Linked DNA regions of Homo sapiens: region 1 is linked to region 2. A link is a loop called in an ENCODE intact Hi-C map of the cell type or tissue named here. Cell type or tissue: HCT116. All regions are shown on one strand. Each heading gives the region's core, and the rest is flanking DNA. Links, peaks and the distances in the headings are about the cores only.

What was found. Hi-C counts contacts between places; a loop is a spot of excess contacts. Peaks named below come from ENCODE experiments on the same cell type or tissue, not always from the same donor. Only the 100,000 strongest peaks of a DNase experiment are listed, where the experiment ranks them.
Region 1: a loop joins it to region 2, with 5 times the contacts of the local background. A loop is called at or near these places in 25 of 110 quality-filtered maps.

The regions. Positions count from the first base shown.
Region 1 is chr1:12,119,076-12,128,913 of GRCh38, reverse strand. TNFRSF8 (TNF receptor superfamily member 8) reads right to left here. Exons shown (of 15, transcript NM_001243.5): 9 at 5,537-5,630; 10 at 5,087-5,199; 11 at 2,862-2,963; 12 at 2,678-2,731. Among named protein-coding and RNA genes, the nearest start is that of MIR7846, 43 kb to the left of the region's middle. In HCT116, for the core only: a CTCF peak has its summit at 3,952 (motif pointing left); a DNase peak (open chromatin) is centred at 3,923.
Region 2 is chr1:12,654,291-12,664,128 of GRCh38, reverse strand. It overlaps AADACL4 (arylacetamide deacetylase like 4), which reads right to left. Exons shown (of 4, transcript NM_001013630.2): 3 at 2,275-2,338. Among named protein-coding and RNA genes, the nearest start is that of AADACL4, 15 kb to the right of the region's middle. In HCT116, for the core only: a CTCF peak has its summit at 4,958 (motif pointing right); a DNase peak (open chromatin) is centred at 4,968.

The DNA of each region.
Region 1 (9,838 bases), core at 723-8,722, 540 kb after region 2:
GCAGTGAACCCAGATGGCACCAGTGCACTCCAGCCTGGGTGACAGAGCGAGACTCTGTCTCAAAAAAAAAAAAAAAAAAAGAATTTTAGACCAGTGGTTCTCAACCAGGAGGTTTTCCCCAGGGGCCACATGGCAATGTCTAGAGACATTTTTGGTTGTCCCAAGTAGGGAAGGTTACTGGCATCTAGAGGGGCTGTACAACGTCCTATAGGATAGCGCTCCACAGCAAAGAACCATCCATTCCCAAATGTCAATGGTGCCAAGGGTGAAAAATCTTTTTACAAACATCTCAACAACCACGATAAAATCCCCGTCCTACGGCTCACCCAGCACGTGGCCTTAAACGAATTACTTCACCATCCTGTGCCTTAGGCTGCTAATCTGTGCAACGGGGATAACAGTAAGTACCTCACAGGCCACCGGAGGAGTGGATGAGATCACGTGTGTGCTTTGCAAATGCCTGTCACCGAGGACACACACGGGAAGGTCGATCCACTCGAGGGCTGGTTGGTGGGCCTCTCATCGCACCTGCACGGACCACAGATCCCTGATGTGCTCACTGCTCAAAGGAACCAAGAGCACCCTCTGCCCCAGGTCTGGGATGTGGGAGGCCAAGGGGCGCACACTCCCCTCCCGTCTGCCTTTGGCCTCTGCGGGCAGTCGGAATTAGTCTAAAAGCTTGGAGGGAGCTAGAACAGCTTCTGGGCCCGGCACAGAGCCTGCAAGGAGGAAGTGCTCCGTGAAGACCATGTGAATAGATGAATGAACGAACCAATAAACCAGTGCCAATAAACCAGTGCTCCTTCCCTCCTTCACCACCCACGGCTCAGGAGGGAAAGGGGCATCCGGCCAGCTCGGTCCATTCTCACCCGGTGCTCTGTGAGCTTGCCTGTCTTGGCTTCACTTTCTGTCCATCTTGAGCCTCGGAACCCAGACCCCAAGGTCCCACCAGAAGCTAGAGGGTCAAAAACGACCTGAGATAAGATGTCCACCATTGAGTCTCAGGGCTCAGTTCTTTGTAGACCTGGCTTCTTAGGGGAAGGTGTTTTCTTTCTTTCTTTCTTTTTTTCTTCTGTAACAAAACTGCTCTCACAGAGGTTTGAAGAAAAAAAATAAACTGACGGCAATGGAAATTCTAATACTAGAAAAATGTCAAGAAAGCAAACGCCGGTTTCAATGAGACACTCAGCCTGACAGGTCATGGAAACAGGCTTGAAACTATCAAAACACAAAAACCCCCCTTGCACAGGGACCACAGTGCTTGCTTGTGAAACTCGTCAAATTCAAAACATGCCTCAGTGGACTGTGTTTTTGTGCCCAAGTCAACAGTCAGCCTATGCAAGGGCCTCTGCAAGGGTCCTGGGGAGATCAGGGGACGGGCCAGGGCCTGGCCTTAGGCTGAGCACGTGGCTCTTGGGTAGGCATTGCGATGGTGGACAGAGCTGGCAGGGGGAAGGAAGAGGGGACAGGGCTGAGCCCTTTACAAACCAAAACCCCTAGGACCAGTGCCTGAGGCTGGCTGTGCCACTGCCAGGCTGTGTGGCCCTGGGCCAGCCGTCCACCTTGCTGAGCCCTGCCTCCTCCTTGCAGAACAAAGGTCATCACTGGGGGAGTACAGGAAGCCTGTATGGGAGCCCACCTTGCAAATCAGAAACGAAGGCTCAGACGATTCCCCCATCAGAGCCCAGCACAGAGCAGGCACCCAATCCATGCCATGCAGTGCTGAGGAAGACCCTGGCCTGCCTTGAAGGGGCTGCCCAGGAGAGAGAAGGTGCTTGGCACAAGATAGCTGGGAGCCCCCTGCCCCAGGTGAGAGCTAGAAGACACACGCTGTATAGACGACCCTGCCTGGACAGGTGAGGAGGGTTCCAGCTCCCAAGGGCTGCCTGGAAGAGCTGGCCCAGAGGCTGGGCAGGGATCAGAGTGCAGGGACCAGGGAGGGGGTCAGAAGCACCCAGGACTCAGGAAGGCCTGAAGCTTCCAGGAAGGAAAAAGCCCCAGGCACAGGCCAGCCTGTCAATAGGCAGCAGCCACCGATTGCAGGCAGGTACTCCACGATGCGCTTAACAGCCCGACCTCGACGAATCCACAGGCCAAGCCTCTGAAGTAGATTCTACCATCTGCATTTTCCGGATGAGGAAACTGAGACACAGGACAATTCAGTAACTCACCCAGGGTCACACAGCTTGTAAGTGGCAGAACCAGGGTCCCTCTTGCCCCATGTGCTCCTTTCCCCTCCTGCCCCTGGGCTGACTTGCCAGGTGGTAGAAGAGGGGGAGAGAGGGGAAAGAGAAAGAGAAGGAGGGAGAGGGAGAAAGGGAGGGTAGAATGTAGAGAGGAAGGCAAGGCTGGCAGGAATGCCCCCTGGGGGTACTGGAGGAAAAAGTGACAGACAAGATAGACTTTTAAACGTTCATGCCAGCATCCATCCAGGTGCTGCTCTGGGCAAGCCACACAGTCGTCACACCCAGTACAGTCTTCACCTCATTGCATTCTCCACACGCATGAGTTTTCACCCACATTGCATCCCTACAGATGTACAGAATGCGACAGGAGCCACAGACAGGGAGCTTCGAGGCTGGGGTAGAAGTTCAGTCTCTGGAGCCCACGCCCCGGGCCCAGAGCTGCCCTGTGTTCCTCTGGCTCGGGCAGCCCCTTTGGACGGCTGGACACTCACCCACAAGCTCTAGCTTGGGCTGGGAGGTCTGGACCGGGTAGCACAGGTGGAGCTCTGAAACGACACCAGGAGGAAGGCTGGGGGTGGCGGCCTCAGAGAGCAGGAGCAGGCAGGGAAAGAACCCAGGCCAGGCTGGCAGAGAGCAACCTGTCCTCCCCAAGGCCCCAAGGACACAGCCACTTACTCTGCCGAATTCGCTTCCTGCAGGCCCTCCGGTGGCACAGGAGGAAGGCGCTGGAGCCGACCACCACAACCAACACCAGGATCACCCAGAAGAGCACTGGCCCTGGAACACAGAGACGCCCCACACTCTTTGCCTTGCTGCAACCACACAAGACAGCCCCAGCCCCAGACGACTTCCTCCTTCTCCTGGGACACAGCTTCCATCATGGCTAACAACAACAGGTCCTTTCCAAGCCAAGGCTCTTATCTCATCCAGCCCTCCCTCGCCTGGCTCCAGGAAGCTGATCAACTATTGAAGGCTGAGAGAAGGGCAAACTGTGTCTAGAGAGTGAGAAATTGAGGCGTCTAGGAGCCAGAACAAAGGAATTGAGGTCCAATAGACCAAAATTTGGGGACTGTGGACGAGGGCCCGGTGTGACCGGCATCTGGCAGCACTGCTGGTGTGGCCGGAGTCAGGGTGGGGAGGGCCAAGCAGTGAGGGGAAGGAAGAGGTTGAACCCAGTCCCCTCCCGGCCAACCCTCTAGACCTGCTTGATGAGGGCAGGCATGGAGTCCCCACTGCACATAAACACACCCCACAAGCGTTCCCTGAATGAATGATCCCCAACCCTATGCCCTAGGCACCGTCACTACCTTCAGTTTAAAAATGAGGGGAGCTGAGGCTCACGAAAGTTCGTTAAGTTGCCCAAGGTCACCCTGAGAGTAAGTGGCAGAGCCCCAGCCCAGGCCAGGCCAGGCCGGGGGGACTGCAGGGCCACGCTCTTAACCCCTATCTAGATCTACTTCTTCACACCTCGGTACTAAACTCGCTTCGTTTTTCCCTTTTGTCACTTACAGAGATCATAGAGCTAGTGATTGCACTTTATTGAAGTCCATGTTTAGATGTTTAAAAAGTAGTATATGCCAGTTAAGTGCTTCTCAAACGTTAATGTGCACATGAGTGCCCTGGAGATCTTGTTAAAGTGCAGTTTCTGATTCTCTAGGTCTGGGATGGGGCCCATAATTTGCTTTCCTAACAAGTTCCCAGCCGGTGCCAATGCTGCCAGACGGGACCGCACTTTCAGAAACTCTGGCCGGAGCACTACTGCCACCTCGTGTCAGCCACTAGAACTGCAAGTCCTAAAATGAGTAACCTGGCATCTTTCCCTAAGAGCTAACTCTTGGGGGTTTTGTTTGTTTTGTTTTGTTTTGTTTTGTTTTGTTTTGTTTTGTTTTGTTTTGTTTGAGACTGATTCTCATTCTGCTGCTCAGGCTGGAGTGCAGCGGTGCAATCTCGGCTCACTGCAACCTTGCAACCTCCGCCTCCCGGGTTCAAGCGATTCTCCTGCCTCAGCCTCCTGAGTAGCTGGGATTACAGGCGCGCGCCACCACGCCTGGCTAATTTTTGTATTTTTAGTAGAGATGTGGTTTCATCGTGTTGGCCAGGCTGGTCTCAAACTCCTGACCTCGTGATCCACCCACCTTGGCCTCCCAAAGTGCTGGGATTACAGGCGTGAGCCACCGCGTCCAGCCTAAGAGCTAACTCTGACAGAGGCCGTCTACAATGCTACACTGCTTATAACCCTGCACGGTCTCTGCCATTACCATTGTATAGATGAGACAACTGAGGCTCAAAGGCTCGAACAACTAGTCAAAGTCATGAAATCAATCAACAAAGACCTATTTTCTGAGTAGCAATTATAAGCCACGAGGATGAAGCTGTGAAAAAAATTCCTGCCTACAAGAATTAAAGAATAGTCACTAGCAGCCAGGCGCAGTGGTTCACACCTATAATCCTAGCACTTTGGGAGGCTGAAGCAGGTGGATCACCTGAGGTCAGGAGTTTGAGACCAACCTGGACAACATGGCAAAACCCCGTCTCTACTAAAAATTAAAAAAAAATTTAGCCAGGCGTGGTGGCAAGCGCCTGTAAACCCAGCTACTCGGGAGGCTGAGACAGGAGAATCTCTTGAACCTGGGAGGTGGAGGTTGCAGTGAGCCAAGATGGGTGCCACTGCCCTCCAGCCTGAGCAACAGAGTGAGACTGTTTCAAAAAGAAAAGAATAGTCACTAGCAAGTGCCAGAGCCACAGCACCAACTCAAGAAGCCAGAAACCTGGGGTCAACCTTAATCCCCCTTCTCAGACCATACCCACAAAGGAGAAGCTCCCTCCTGGCTCCCCCAATCCACACTTCCCCAGGAGGAAGCCCCTGCTGGGAGTAGGGGTGAGTGGGCTGGGACCATTACCTGCATCCAGAACGGGCTTCCCCGTGGAGGAGAGAGCGACGGGAGCGCTGGTTGGGATGGGCAGCGTCTTACTGGCCTGGGAGTCCACCAGCAAGCTCTGAGTGGGGCTGGTGCTGCGGGGAGAAGCCCAAGGCAGGAGTGATGAAGATGGGAAGAGGGAAGTGGGTCTTCAGGAATAATTCCCTTTCTCTGGAGACTGCGCAACCAGAGCCTGGGCCCCTAGATCCTCTGCCCCGAGTCTCTGCCAGGCATTTTGAGGGCAGGGACTGGGTTTCAAGGCCTTCTGGCTTTCCAATGGTGTCAGCAAAGAGATGGGCACACATTTAACAAAAGAGCAGCCCAGGCCCCACCTCCACCCCCAGCCCAGCTGCCTCCCAGGCATCCCCTGGGCATGGCAGGGACAGCTCCCTCCTGCAGCAGCCAAACAGAGAGAAGGGGTGGGGGAGTCACCTGGCAGGCGCCTCGCCATTCTCTGGGGTGGGGTTGCAGTCCGGCTGGGTCCCCAGGGGTGGCGCCTCAAAGGTGGTGTCCTTCTCAGCCATATCTGCAGAGGGGACGTAACATCTGAGAACCAGCGCCAAGGAGGCTGGTGTCTCCAGGAAAGAGTTAACCAGCAGGGACTGGTGGCTTCCAGCGAGGCAACACCGTGGGAGCTAAGACAGTCAGATTTGTGTTTCAAAAGATCAAAGTGGAAAAGCTGGCCAGGCACATTGGCTCACACCTGTAATCACAGCATTTTGGGAGGCTGAGGCAGGAGGACCACTTGAGGTCAGGAGTTCGAGACCAGCCTGACCAACACGGTGAAACCCCATCTCTACTAAAAACACAAAAATTAGCCAGGTGTGATGGCACACACCTGTAATCCTAGCTACTCAGGAGGCTGAGGCAGGAGAATCGTTTGAACCCGGGAGGTGGAGGCTGCAGTGAGCTGAGATCATGCCACTGCACTCCAGCCTGGGCGACAGAGAAAGACTCAAAATAAATAAAACAAAGTGGAGAAGTTGCTACTTGTCTCTAACAGCTGTGGTCACCCAGGAAGGTGAAACAGTGACGCTAGACCTTTTGCTTTTAAGAGAAAACTGAAATCGCCTAATGTTTAAATACAGCCTCAATTTTTAAAGTTTTTTTCTTTTAAATCAACTTTATTAAGGAATTATTTATTTATTTATGTTTAATTTTTTGAGATTGAGTCTTCCTCTGCTGCCCAGACTGGAGTGCAGTGGCACGATCTCAGCTCATTGCAACTTCTGCCTCCCGGATTCAAGTGATTCTCCTGCCTCAGCCTCCTGAGTAGCTGGGATTACAGGTGCCTGCCAACATGCCCAGCTAATTTTTGTATTTTTAGTAGAAACAGGGTTTCACCATGTTGACCAGGCTGGTCTCGAACTCCTGACCTCAAGTGATCCGCCCACCTCAGCCTCCCAAAGTGCTGGGATCGTAGGCGTGAGCCACCATGCCCAGCCTAAGGCAACATTTATATACAAGAAAGTATCCCCTGGCAGGGTAGGGTGGCTCCCGCCTGTAATCCCAGCACTTTGGGAGGCTGAAGCAGGCAGATCACTTGAGCTCAGGAGTTCGAAACCAGCCTAAGCAACATAGCAAGACCCTGTCTCTATTTTTAATAAGTAAAAATAAAAAAAGAAAATGTCCCTAAGTGTGTACAGCCTGATGAGTTCTGACAAAGGTAACTAACTCCAATCAAAATACAGAACATTCTCATCCCTCCAGAAGGTTCCCTAGTGCCCCTCCTCACTCACTCTGCCCCCACCTCCAGATCCAGGCAACCACCGATCTGCTTTATGTCACTATAGAGGAGTGTATCTGTTCCAGAATTTCATGTCGACAGAATCATGCAGTATGTACTCTTTGGGGTCTGGCTTCTTCCACTCTGCATAATGTTTTTGATATTCATTCAGCTTCATTCCTTTCTGTTGCCAAATGGCGTTCTGTTGTACAGATGAACCACTGTTTACATACCCGTTCGCTAGTTGATGGACATTTGGGTTGTTTCCAGTTTGAACTATGACGAACAAGGCAGCTGTGAGTATTCTTGTGCGTGCCTCTGTGTGAACGTATAATTTCATTCCTCTTGAGTGCCTAGGAAGGGTGGCTGGATTGCTATGCTGGCCAGACGGAATGTCTCTGAAGGCCAGTTCATAGCTGGCCACCACTGGTCTGACCCAGCTACCTTGTTTTACAGATGGAGAGAGCCGCAGGGCTGGAGCTACAGCCAGGAAACAGAGATGGCGAGTTCCAGCCCAGAGCACTCTCCTCTGGATGGCACTGCCTCCTGCCTGGGGACTGGGCACCTTCTTCAAAGCTTCCTGCTTTTCTGGGGCAGGATAATTTGGCCCACATTAGAAGTGGGTTATGCTCAGTCACTACACCTCTCCACCCCCAGAGCCCTGGTGGAGGCACCCCTTTTTGATGTGGTACAAAGCAACCCCACACACATACCCACATCTCCCCTCTACAAAGTGTTCGTGACGCCTCTCAGATTTTTCCTCAAATAGACAAAAAAGTAAAGCCAGGATTAATTTATTTCTTGCATTGTAGGGTTCTGAGGAACCCCCCTCTTTGGGGAAGGTCACTGGACTCTTACCTGAATTAGCTGGAGCCTGGAGACTATGGGGAAGATGATGCGATGTGTTATGATGGTTCCTACATGCTCGTTAATCAGTATTTGAATCAGTGTTTGAAAGGTCATTGGGTTTCAGTGAACACTTACTTTGAGTGGACTGGAGCTCTGATGCTCAAACCCATTAACTGTGGCTATTCCCAGTCAGCATCATGAGGAGAGAGCCCCCTGCCTGCTCTCCAAGGCAGCCTGATGTAACTAGACAGGCCCATGGTCTCAGCTGCTGCTGAAACACCTGCTGAAATCCAGCGACAGATCTGCTGTCCCTCCTGTATGTGCAGAAGGGGGGAACCTAGTATCCCTTGGGTGCCTCTCATCCCCTCTCTGAATATACTATACCTAACTTGTAACTTTCCTTCTTCCTCCCTGAGTCAGTGATCCTCCCCTTTTCCTCCTCTTTGGATTTGAAGGTGAGGAGAAGGCATTGTCTAGCCCCTAGTTGGTCTGCCTGTGTTCTCTGGTAATGGCCTACTGGAAGAGAAGAAAAGAACCTGCCTACTCAGCCTCCATTTAAGAACTAAAAAAAATATTATTTACCAGATGGATATACTTCTCTTTAAATCCAAACACCCAGTCCTTGGGCCATTTAAAGAATTGTCTCAGCATCAAGGCCAAACAGATTCTCTTTTTGTACATCCAGCAATCGCTTAAAATCAGGTGAAATTTCATCTTCATATTTGGACTGTATATTTCTTGTCATCTTTTTCTTTTCCCGGGAGTTTTCAATTGCCTTTCTTTTTCTTGTTGATAAAAGGACAGTGTGCCCTCACCATATCCTCAGGCTTTTCAACTCTACTAATCATGAAATTTACTACAATTCTCTCTTCTATTCCTGGGAACACTTCCTCGGAGCCTTCCTTCCATTTTCCTGCTCTGATCTGGCTCAACTGGTCTATACCACATCATTCTGGGACTTCCCTTCCTTGCTCTGCTAGGATGGAGTGCTGGTCTCTAGATTCCATGGCTTCCTGTTGTTTTTCTTTTTTGCCCCCTCACTTAGCTGAATTACATCTTCAAATATCTTCCTAGGAGAGGATATAGGAAGAAAAGCCTTCTGGACCTTTTATGTCTGAAAATGTTTTTATGCTGCCTTCAAACTTGATTGTAATTTAGCTGAAGTGACTGTAATTTAGCTGGGTAAATTCTAGGTTCAGAACTAAGAAGGAGGTGGGTGGGTGGTGTCTTCCAGTGGAAGTACTCTGGGCTGACCCTTGGGATCCCTGCATTCTGGTTCTAGCTTCGGCCCTGTGCTTCTCTCTGGGTGTAAAACGAAGGGGTTGTATCAGACCAGAGGTATCCAGCTTTGACTAGTCCTCAAAAACATTCTGACTATGTGACCAGCACAATGACCTAGCCACTCCTCCTAGGTATTTACCCATGAAAAATGAAAATATACATCCACCCAAAGACTTGTACAAGAATCGGCCAGTCATGGTGGCTCATGCCAGTAATCTCAGCACTGTGGGAGGCTGAGGTGGGAGGATCGCCCGAGCCCAGGAGTTCAATGCTGCAGTGAGCCAAGATCATGCCACTGCACTCCAGCCTGGAACACAGAGTGAGACCCTGTCTCTAAAAATAATAAAAATAATAATAAAAGATATAAGATAAATTCATACATGTTAAAAAAAAAAAAAGAATATTCACAGCTGTTTTCATTCATAATAGCCCTAAACTGGAAACAACCCAAATGCCATCAACCGGCAGGTAGATAAAATCATGGTGGTGCATCTATTACATGTAGCGTGGGTAATTTCCATTAATCCTGCTTTGCTCTTGGTAGGTCCTTTTGACCTGAAGTCTATGCTTCTGGTCAGGTGCACAGAGAAATTGAGGCTGCCACTGTGGGGGAGACGCCTGGAGCACTTTGGGGTGCCAAAGACCTGTGGCTGGTGGGGGATGCACAGAGGGAATCAGGGAGTCAGGACACTTTTGCAGACATGAGGCCTGGCACGTGCCAATGTCTGCATTGGGAGAGCCACATCAAGGTGGTCACCAGGCCAGGCAGCAGGAGCAAGAAGAAACAAATGGCCGGGCGCAGTGGCTCACGCCGGTAATCCCAGCACTTTTGCGAGGCCGAGGCAGGCGGATCACCAGGTCAGGAGTTCGAGACCAGC
Region 2 (9,838 bases), core at 752-8,751:
TTCTTCTTCTTCTTTGACCTCCATAGCTGCCTCTAAGGCATCACAGGGAACTCTAGGGTTCAAAAGAACCATTTTGAAAACACTTCCTTCTATTATACCTTGAATTTTGTTTCCTTTAAAAGTTAACACCTCATCTTTCAAAATAGAGTTTGATTGATTGCAGCATAATTTAGTGCCCATCTAGGAAACAATTATCACCCAATAATCTTATTGGCCATTTCCTAGATGGTCAATATATTGATAAATCTATCAATGTTATCGAAGCAGGTTCCTATTTAAGCTCAGGCGAAACACATGCTTCTTAGAGGGTCCTTGCAGGGAGGTGGCCCCTTCACCTGGTAGCAGAGAGTACAAACCTCAGCTTTCATTTTCCCATTTCTAGAAATGAATACTCCTCACCAAATGTTGAATATATGACTCCAACATGATGAAGGGGATAACAAATATTAGGTACTTTCTATTGGCAAAATCTGTGACCTGCCAGAAAGAGGCAGAAATTCTCCTGTGCCTCCCTACACTTCTCTCTTGCTCACTGTGATAGACTGAATGTGTGTGTCCCCCTAAAATTCCCATGTTGAAATCCTACACTGCAATGCAAGGGTATTAGGAAGTGGGGCCTTAGGAAAGTGATCAGGTCATGAGGGTGGAGCCCTCATGAATGGGATTAGTGCCCTTATGAAGGAGGCATTAGAGAGCTCTCTGGCTTCTCTTTCTGCCATTCTAGGATACAAGGAGAAGCTGGCAGTCTACAGCCTGGAAAAGGGTCTTCACCAGAGCCTGACCATGCTGACACCCTGATCCTGGACTTCTAGCCTCCAAAACTCTGAGAAATCAAAGTGTTGTTTAAGCTGCCCCATCTATGGTAATTTGTTACAGCAGCCCAAACTAAGAAACTCACCCAGAGGTGAAGGCTTCGCAGAACCAAAGGTCAAAAGACCCATCTTCTCCAAGAGTTCGGGTAGGGAGTCCCATCCAGGCCTTAGACATCTCCCTTCCTTCAGTGTCTCTCAGGGAGTCTCCTCTCAGCTACTGTCTCCCTGCAGCCTCCTGGAAGCCCTTATCTGTGCATGCAGCTCCATGAGCCACTCTATCAAAACTGCCCTGGCCCGTGCACCAGGTCTAAGTATCTGGGATAATGGCATCCTAAGCAATTTCCTACAAGGTATTAATGCAGGTGCTTATTGATACCTTTATGTGCTACCTGTTCAAGGGATGTTTTTATTATCACAAAGGGCTTTGGTGACATAGACTGTAATGGTGGAATTTCAGACACAATGGTAAGCCACCTGGGAGGTATGTTGATGAATACTAGAAAGTGCTGGCTTCCTCAATCTCATCAGAGAGGACCAGAGATGTTAAGTGACTTTGTTTAAGTCACACAGCTATTCTGTCTACCAAAGCCTAGGGGCAGCTAAGGTTTGAGGAGGTCCATTGTAGAGGTAGAATCTAAAAAGGCAGATTTTAATTTCTCTCGCTGGCCTTCTCTAAACTCTTTCCCAGTGATGTGAGATCTCTTGAGCCAAGAACCAGAATCCTAGTGAGTAGCCCCTACTGCCCCCTCCATCCACTCTAAAGATGCCTCCATCTCCCTTTTGTTTTTATAGGACCAGGGTTGTATCTTAAGACACTCTCAACACTAGTTCCTGTAGGACCAGAAGCTTAGTTAGTTTTTAACAATGCAATAAGCACCTGCAGAACCATCACCCCAAACAACAGCCAGAATCTTGCGCATCACCTTCACCAACCCCACCATCATGCCATTTTGCTTCTCCTCCAACTTAATGAATGGTTACCCTGAATCCTGTATCTATCATTTTTTTCTTTCTATGTTACATTGTCTTGTTACGTCTATGTGTTTTCCTCGAAAGTATTCTTTTGGTTTTAACGTTTTTACCTTTGCAAAATGAGTATCAGGCTTTATGTAATTTTTTGAACATTTTTCACTTAGTTTTATACTACTAAGATTCATTTGCAACATGGTACACCTTTCTAGTTCATTTATTTAAATGGCTGTGGAAAAATCCATAATATCTTCTTGGCTATGTAATCTAACAGTTGCTGTGCTGAGGTTTATTCATGCACGCCCCCGTTCATGGACATGTGGGTTGCTTTCAGGTTTTTGCTCTTTCGAGCACTGCTGCGCCTGTCTCTGTGGATGCATGTCCAAGAGTTGCCTCTTGGGAGTTAGGGCCTCTCTGATCTACAAATCACCCATGAACTTACCCTATCTCCTCTCACCCCTGTGGAACCTACCAGCTGTCTCCAGAAACTCACCCAATCATCAGAAGTACAGATTCAGTCTCCCGGGCCAGATAATTGCACAGGCCATGGTAACAATCTGCAAGACAAAAACACTCAGAGCAGCAGCGCATGAGTAGGACCCAAACCATCTCACCACAGCCCCCAGGAAGAGCCAGCTGACAGTCTTGGTGTGGGGTGTGGCATCCTCTCTGTTTCTATCCTTGCCTCCTCTGCCTGGACAGAGCCAAAAAACCAGGCCAAATCATACATCTGTCCCCAGCCTCCTGAATTTTGGGACTCAAATTCACCTTGGGGCTCACTTTCTGCAACATTTATTTTACAGTGGAGGAAACCAGGAACCTGGAAATCTTAGTGATCTGAAATGGAAAAAAACCAAGGGAAGTTAGGCATGCCTGCCCTAGGATGTTAATAATAACTATAAATTTATATTGATCAAGAAATAAACAAGGGTTGGACGGGATGTTTCTATGAGTAGAGTGGTGCATATGAAGTTCTCAGAGGCAGGTCCGTCAATATGAGTACGTAGAACATACTAGCACAGTGGCAGACACAGAATCACTGCCAAATACACTTCTAATGCAGTCATTCTCAACTTCAGCCATACATAGAGGTACCAGGGAGTTTTTACAAGTCCTCAGGCCCAGGCTAAACCTCAAACCAATTAAATCAGAATCTCTAGCATGGAAGCTCAGGCATCAGGATTTTCTAAATCACACCAGGTAATTCCAGGGTTTGGAGGAGGTTGCTGAAGTGGGTGCATGCCTCATTAATGCTCTTTGAGGGAGATGACAATGGTTCTGAATGGAGCCAGAGGCACAGAGGGGTCTAAATTGAGTCGGAGCAGTCAGCCCCTAAGTTGAAGTTTCCATACTAGTAGGTCTCAGCCCTGGCTGCACATTGCAGTCATCTGATGAGCTGTTTAAAAATACTGATGCCCTGGTTCATGCCTGTAATCCCAGCACTTTGGGAGGCCGAGGTGGGTGGATCACGAGGTCAGGAGTTTGAGACCAACCTGGCCAGTATGGTGAAACCCCGTCTCTACTAAAAATACAAAAATTAGCCGGGCATGGTGGCACATGCCTGTAGTCCCAGCTACTCAGGAGGCTGAGGCAGAAGAATTGCTTGAACCCGGGAGGCGGAGGTTGCAGTGAGCCGAGATCATGCCACTGCACTCCAGCCTGGGTGACAGAGCAAGACTCCATCTCAAAAAAAAAATGCTGATGCCTGGGTCCTGCCCACTTAGCCTGGGGTATGATCTGGGTATGAATATGACTTTAAAATTCGCAGGTGATTTTAAGGCCCAGACAAAGTAAAGACCTCTGCTAGACACCCGGGGCCAACCTGGGTGTCATCTTCCCGATGTAACCCAGACATTCCTCCTTTCCCAAGCATGTCAGGTAGTCCCTGTTTCAGAGCTTTGCACTTACTGTCCCTCCCACTTAGACTTAATAGGGCCAGGACTAGGGTGAGGTAGGCAAGACATCGCCTTGGGTGCAAAATCAAGGGAGCCCCACAACACTCAGCCATACAGAAAAATAACATTTGGATGCAATTAAGAAATCACAATTAATGCCAAAAAATTGTATGTTGAACAAAATATCAAAATTTTAAATAGGCTTGGCTGGGTGCAGTGGCTCACACCTGTAATCCCAGCACTTTGGGAAGCCAAGGCAAGAGGATCACTTGAGCCCAGAAGTTTGAGACCAGGCTAGGCAATATAGCAAGACCCCGTCTCTGTAAAAATAATTAGGCCAGGCACAGTGGCTCACTCCTGTAACCCCAACACTTTGGAAGGCCAAGGTGGGGGGATCACTTGACCCCAGTAGTTCAAGACTAGCCTGGCAACACAGGGAAATGCCGTCTCTACAAATAACTGAAAAATTAGCCAGGCATGGTGGTACATGCCTGTGGTCCCAGCTACTCAGGAGGCTGAGGCAGGAGGATCACCTGAGCCCAGGAGGTTGAGGCTGCAGTGAGCCATAATTGCATCACTACACCCCAGCCTGGACAACAGAGTGAGATCCTGTCTCAAAATAAACAAACAAATACATAAATAATTACCTAGGGGTGGTGGTGCATGCCTGTGGTCCCAGCTACTCGGGAGGCTGAAGCAGGAGGATCACTTGAACCCAGGAGTTGGAAGCTGCAGTGAGCTGTGATCACGCCACTGCACTCCATCCTGGGTGACAGAGCAAGATCCTGTCCTTAAAATATATATATGTATATAAACAGGCTTCTATTTTTCACTTGCACACTTGCTGTGCCCTGTTGGGTCCTGCCTGTGTATACATTTTGACATTTTGTTCATCATAATTGTTTTGCATTAATATTTGTTTTTTTAAACATTGCATTAAAATATTACTTATCTTGATTAATGAATGTTTTGGCATCCTCTGAATTTGGAGCCTGAAGCAAGTGCCTCCCTCTAGCCCCGGCCCTCACCTAGAAGGCTCTTTTCCGGCTTCCAAAGGGCCAGATCCTCCTCATCCATTGAGCCTGAGGTCAAATCTGACTTCTCTGATGAGAAGAGCTAAATCGGAATGATGCTGTGAGATTCTCCATGCCACCTGTGTTATCATGATCTGCAATAACTTCAGTGTCCAGCTCCCTCAGGTGACTGTCAGGTCCATGAGGCCAGGAACTGGGTTCTGTTCCCATGACAACAGATCCAGCTAGAGACTGTCCTTCGTCACTCCCACCACCAGGTGGCAGTACATCCTAATCTCGGGGAAGTTATGTACCGGGAGAAGCCCGCCTTTTCCTATGGGCAAATTTTTCTCGTATGTGTCCATGCGTCGGTCCATACATCCATATCCATTTGTTCATTCGCAAGCTCATCCTTTCATCCACTTATTCCCCCATCCATCCATCTATTCATTCGTGCATTCATTCATTCAATTCAAAAAATGAAAACAACAGGCACTGAGGATCCAGCAACAAACAAAACTTCTTGCACTCTTCATTTTTAGTGGGGGAGTCAAGTACTGAATATGGAAACCCATGAAAGAACAAAATGAGCTCCGACTGTGTCAAGTACCTGAAGAAAATTAACAAGGATGAAGCCGGGGGTGGAGACCAGGGTGCAGGGCAGGGCAGCATCAGCGCTGGGGGTGGAAACGGGTGCAGGGCAGGGCAGTATCAGTGCACGGGGTGTACACGGGGGGCAGGGCAGGGCAGCATCAGCGCCGGGGGTGGATACAGGGGTGCAGGGCAGGGCAGCAGTCAGCAAGGAGAGTTCTTAGATAAGATGTCCAGGGAGGCTGAGACAGGAATAACACAGGGTGGTTACAGGAGAATAGAAAATTCCAGGCCACGCGTGGTGGCTCACCCGTGTAATCCCAGTACTTTGGGAGGCCAAGGCGGGTGGATCACCTGAGGTCAGGAGTTCGACACCAGCTTGGCCAACATGGCAAAACCCCGTCTCTACTAAAAATACAAAAATTATCCAGGTGTGGTGGCACGCGCCTGTAATCTCAGCTGCTTGGGAGGCTGAGGCACGATACTCGCTTGAATCCGGGAGGTGGAGGTTGCAGTGAGCTGAGATTGTGCAACTGTGCTCCAGCCTGGGTGACAGAGTAAGACTCTGTTTCGAAAGAAAGAAAGAAAAAGGAAGGAAGGAAGGAAGGGGAAGGAGGGAGTGAGGAAGGGAGGAGAGGGAGGGGAAAAGAAAGAAAGAGAGAAAGAAAGAGAGAAAGAGAAAAAGAAAGAAAGAAAGAAAGAAAGAAAGGAAGGAAGGAAGGAAGGAAGGAAGGAAGGAAAGAAAGAGAGAAAGAAAGAGAAAGAAAGAAAGAAAGAAAGAGAAAAAGAAAGGAAGGAAGGAAGGAAGGAAGGAAAGAAAGAGAAAGAAAGAGAGAGAGAGAGAGAAGGGGAGAAGAGAAGGCAAGACAAGACAATTCCAGGCAGCAGTTTCACACAATGAGCAAAAGGAAACTTGAAATGGCTGCAGAAGCTAGAGACTGATAAAACCCTGAAAAGCCAGGGTGTTGGCCAAGCTGGCTAAGACTGACTGGACCCAACATGGCACCGGATTTGACCTGAGTCTCTCCTAGGACCTCCTTCTATGTCATCAACATACTAAACACACACCCACTAGTACCATGGCAGTTCTGGGACACCCATTTTGGTCCCAGAATGGGTGTGGACCCACCACAGTTCTGAGAAAACTCCGCCATTTTCCAGGAATTTTCATGAATATTCCGCCCCTTGGTTAAAGAAACCTATAAAGGTAGCAGCCCCAATCCTCCTCGCACGTGTCTCTCTTGAGTCTGCCTGCACTCTTTTCTTGACTATGTGCTTTTCCCTTTGCAATAAATCTCCGTACTTTCACCATTTTCTGACTCGTCCTTGAATTCATTCTCATGATAGTGTCAAGAGCCTGAACACTGGCGAGGGTCAACGTCCCAATGGCATTTGGGGACCTCCCCCAGACCAGCAGTATCATCTTTGTGGCGAGCCAGTCAGGAACATCATCGCTCCCATTTTAGAACCACTGGCAATTGGTAAGTCCCGCTCCAACCTTAGTTTGAGTCCTCTTGTTCTCTGGAATTACTACTTTCTTCCTTCTTTCTTGGAGCTAGCTACAGCCTGCCTCCCTGCTGCTGTTTCCCTCAGTCTGGAAAACCCAATTCACCCTGATGGGTCACAAGCAGAGATGAGAAATTTTCAACCTACACAGAGTAGTTTGGGGTTTTGTTTGTTTGATTTTTTTTTTTTTTTTTTTTTTTTTGAGACAGTCTTTCTCTGTCACCCAGACTGGAGTGCAGTGGTGTGATCTCAGCTCACTGCAACCTCTGCCTCCCGGGCTCAAACAATCCTCCTGCTTCAGCCTCCTGAGTAGCTGGGACTATAGGCATGTGTCACCATGCCCAGCTAACTTTTGTATTTTTTGTAGAGAAGGGGTGTTTCACCATGTTGCCAGGGCCAGTCTTGAACTCCTGAGCTCGAGCAGTCCACCTGCCTCAACCTCCCAAAGTGCTGGGATTCCAAGCATAAGCTACCATGCCCAGCCTTACACTGAGTAGCTTTGAGGCACCATGGTCCTCCCTGACACGAGGCTAATGAGGGTGGTAGGGTAAAAACCCATACCAGGCAGTGGATGGATGGTTTCCAAGGAGCACTATGACTTTTTCCTGGGAAGGGGCTTCTGTTTTCCCAAGGGACCAGCTGTGCCAATACACTGACGCTAGTTGGAAAATGTTTTCTCCTTGTCTTTCTTTAAACCTTACTGTTGTGATTTTCTCTTCTCATGCTTCTTCCTCACACTTCACCCGAAAGCTTAGTGAACTCTTTAGACGCAGCAGGGTAGGCCCCTTAGATACTGTTCTCTGGAATGCCAAGTGCTCCCTTCAAGGTCCCTATTTTTTGGCCATACTGAATCATCTCTACTCCCAAGCTTTACCTGGTGGTAAATGTTCAGATGGATATCAGCAAGCTTGCAGGCCCACAGCTTGCCCTTCTCGACCTTCCCATTTCCAAAGCCCCAGGGGCCACAGATGCCTGGGCAACACTGAGACTCCAGAGATGCCTAGATGCCGAGGACAGTAGGGCTCCAGGGATGCCTGGATGCTGAGGCAGCCAGCCAAGGGAACTGGGATGCCTGTCTCCCTGGTGTGGACATGGAGCTGGCCAATCACAAGGGACATTTCATAAAATGCCAGGACCAGTCCATCCATGAGGGAACCATACTGTTATTTTCCCCTTCTGTCTCAAGTCATGCCAAGGACAAGCCAAGGCCATGGGTAACTTTCCGTCTCTGTCAACTCCCCTTTGGGACACATTCTTAAAAACTGGAGTAATTTTAAACTTGATGGGCTTAGAAGAAACTCATTTCTTTCTATAACACCATTTGGCCCCAATATAAGTTGGAAAATAGGGTGCAATGGCCAGAGAATGAAACCCTAAATTTTAATACCATCTTGTGATTAGGTCTTTTTTGTAAATCTCAGGAGAAATGGACTGAAATACCATATATATAGGCCTTCATGGCTCTTTATCAGAACCCTTTATTAGCCAGTCAGTGCCCAACATCAGGAGAAAATTACAGAAATTGGCTTTGGGACTCCAAATGCCTGTTAATCAAATGCTTGATGTAGCTTTTGGGATATTCAATAATAGGGACAGGGCTGAAAAGGCTGAAAAGACCCGGCATGGCAAACAATGGGATGAAGTGCAAGCCCAAATGATAGCCATCCTTGTAACTCTGCAACCAGTGCCCCACAAACCCAGGGTCACCCAGAGGGAGGCTTCAGTCGTTGGTGAAACGGGCCTAACAGCAAACCTGCAGGCAATGGTTACTGCTTCAAGTGTGAAAAGCTGGGACACTGGAGCAATGATGTCCCAGCCAGGGAGCCCACCTAGACCCTGCCCTCACTACAAGCAGAAGGCCCACTGGAAAAGGGACTGCCCTGAGCTCTGAAGGCAGGGGACACCCGATGCCATAATGGCCATAACTGAGAACTGAAGAGGCCTGAGGTTCCTGGCAGCCCCCACAAAAATCATGGTCATCACAACTGAGGAGCCTCAGTGACTCTTGACATGGCTGGTAAAAATATTAATTTCGTAATTGACTCAGGGGCCAGTTACTCTCTCCTAAACAGCCACCCTGGGCCCTTATCCTCCAAAAACTACAGTGTCACAGGTGTTGATGGCACCCCAAAATCAAAGTGCTTTACTTTACCCCTGAACTGCAGGCTAGGACCATATATATAGTATAGTCTATATAGTATATATATTAACTCATGAGTTTCTAATTATGTCGGAATGTCCCATTTGTTTGTTGGGATGTGCGAGACCCTGACCCAACAACGGATGAATAACATGTACTGACATGTATTCTGCTTTGCCAGTCCGGCTGAGTGTCCGAGCCGTTTACAGACACCAAGCAAGGTGCTGTAAAGAGTCAGTGGCCACAGCCCTGACCAGCCAGCGAGACTCGTATTTATTCAGTAAAGATTAATTGACAAAGGCTTGAGTCAACACACCTGTGGGTAATTAACCTGGTCACCCCTACCCCGGAGAGGGCCGTCTTGCCCATGAATGATCAAAGGTTAGTCTTAGGACCACGTGAGTAAACAAGCTATTTAGATAAACTGTTCTATCTTCCTTTGTACCCACTTTAAGCTATTTACTCAAGGTAAGGATTAGGTTGCCTTCAGCCATAACCTTATCCTGAGATTTTTGCAAAAACCTTCAGGCCTTCCAAGAAGGTTTGTGGCTATTATAACTAAAATTTTTCCCACCAGCCTGACTGAACCCCCACAGGGATGGGACTTCCTAGCCATCCCAATAAATGAGCCACTCTATCAGGCCCTAGAAAGCCCTCCTTATCGGCAATGCTTGCTGCTTCTAAATCAGCCTCAGAAAAACAGGAGACCCACTCACACACCGAAATAAGGTCTCAAGTAGACCCACAAGTATGGAACCAAGAAACTCCTGGCAAAGCAATACATGCTCAGTCAGTGATCATCTCTTTAAAAGACAAAAATAATTCCCCATACAAGGATCAATATCCTCTCAAATCAGAAGCCAGGCAAAGACTGCAACCTCTAATTGAGAAGTTGTTAAAACATGGCCTCCT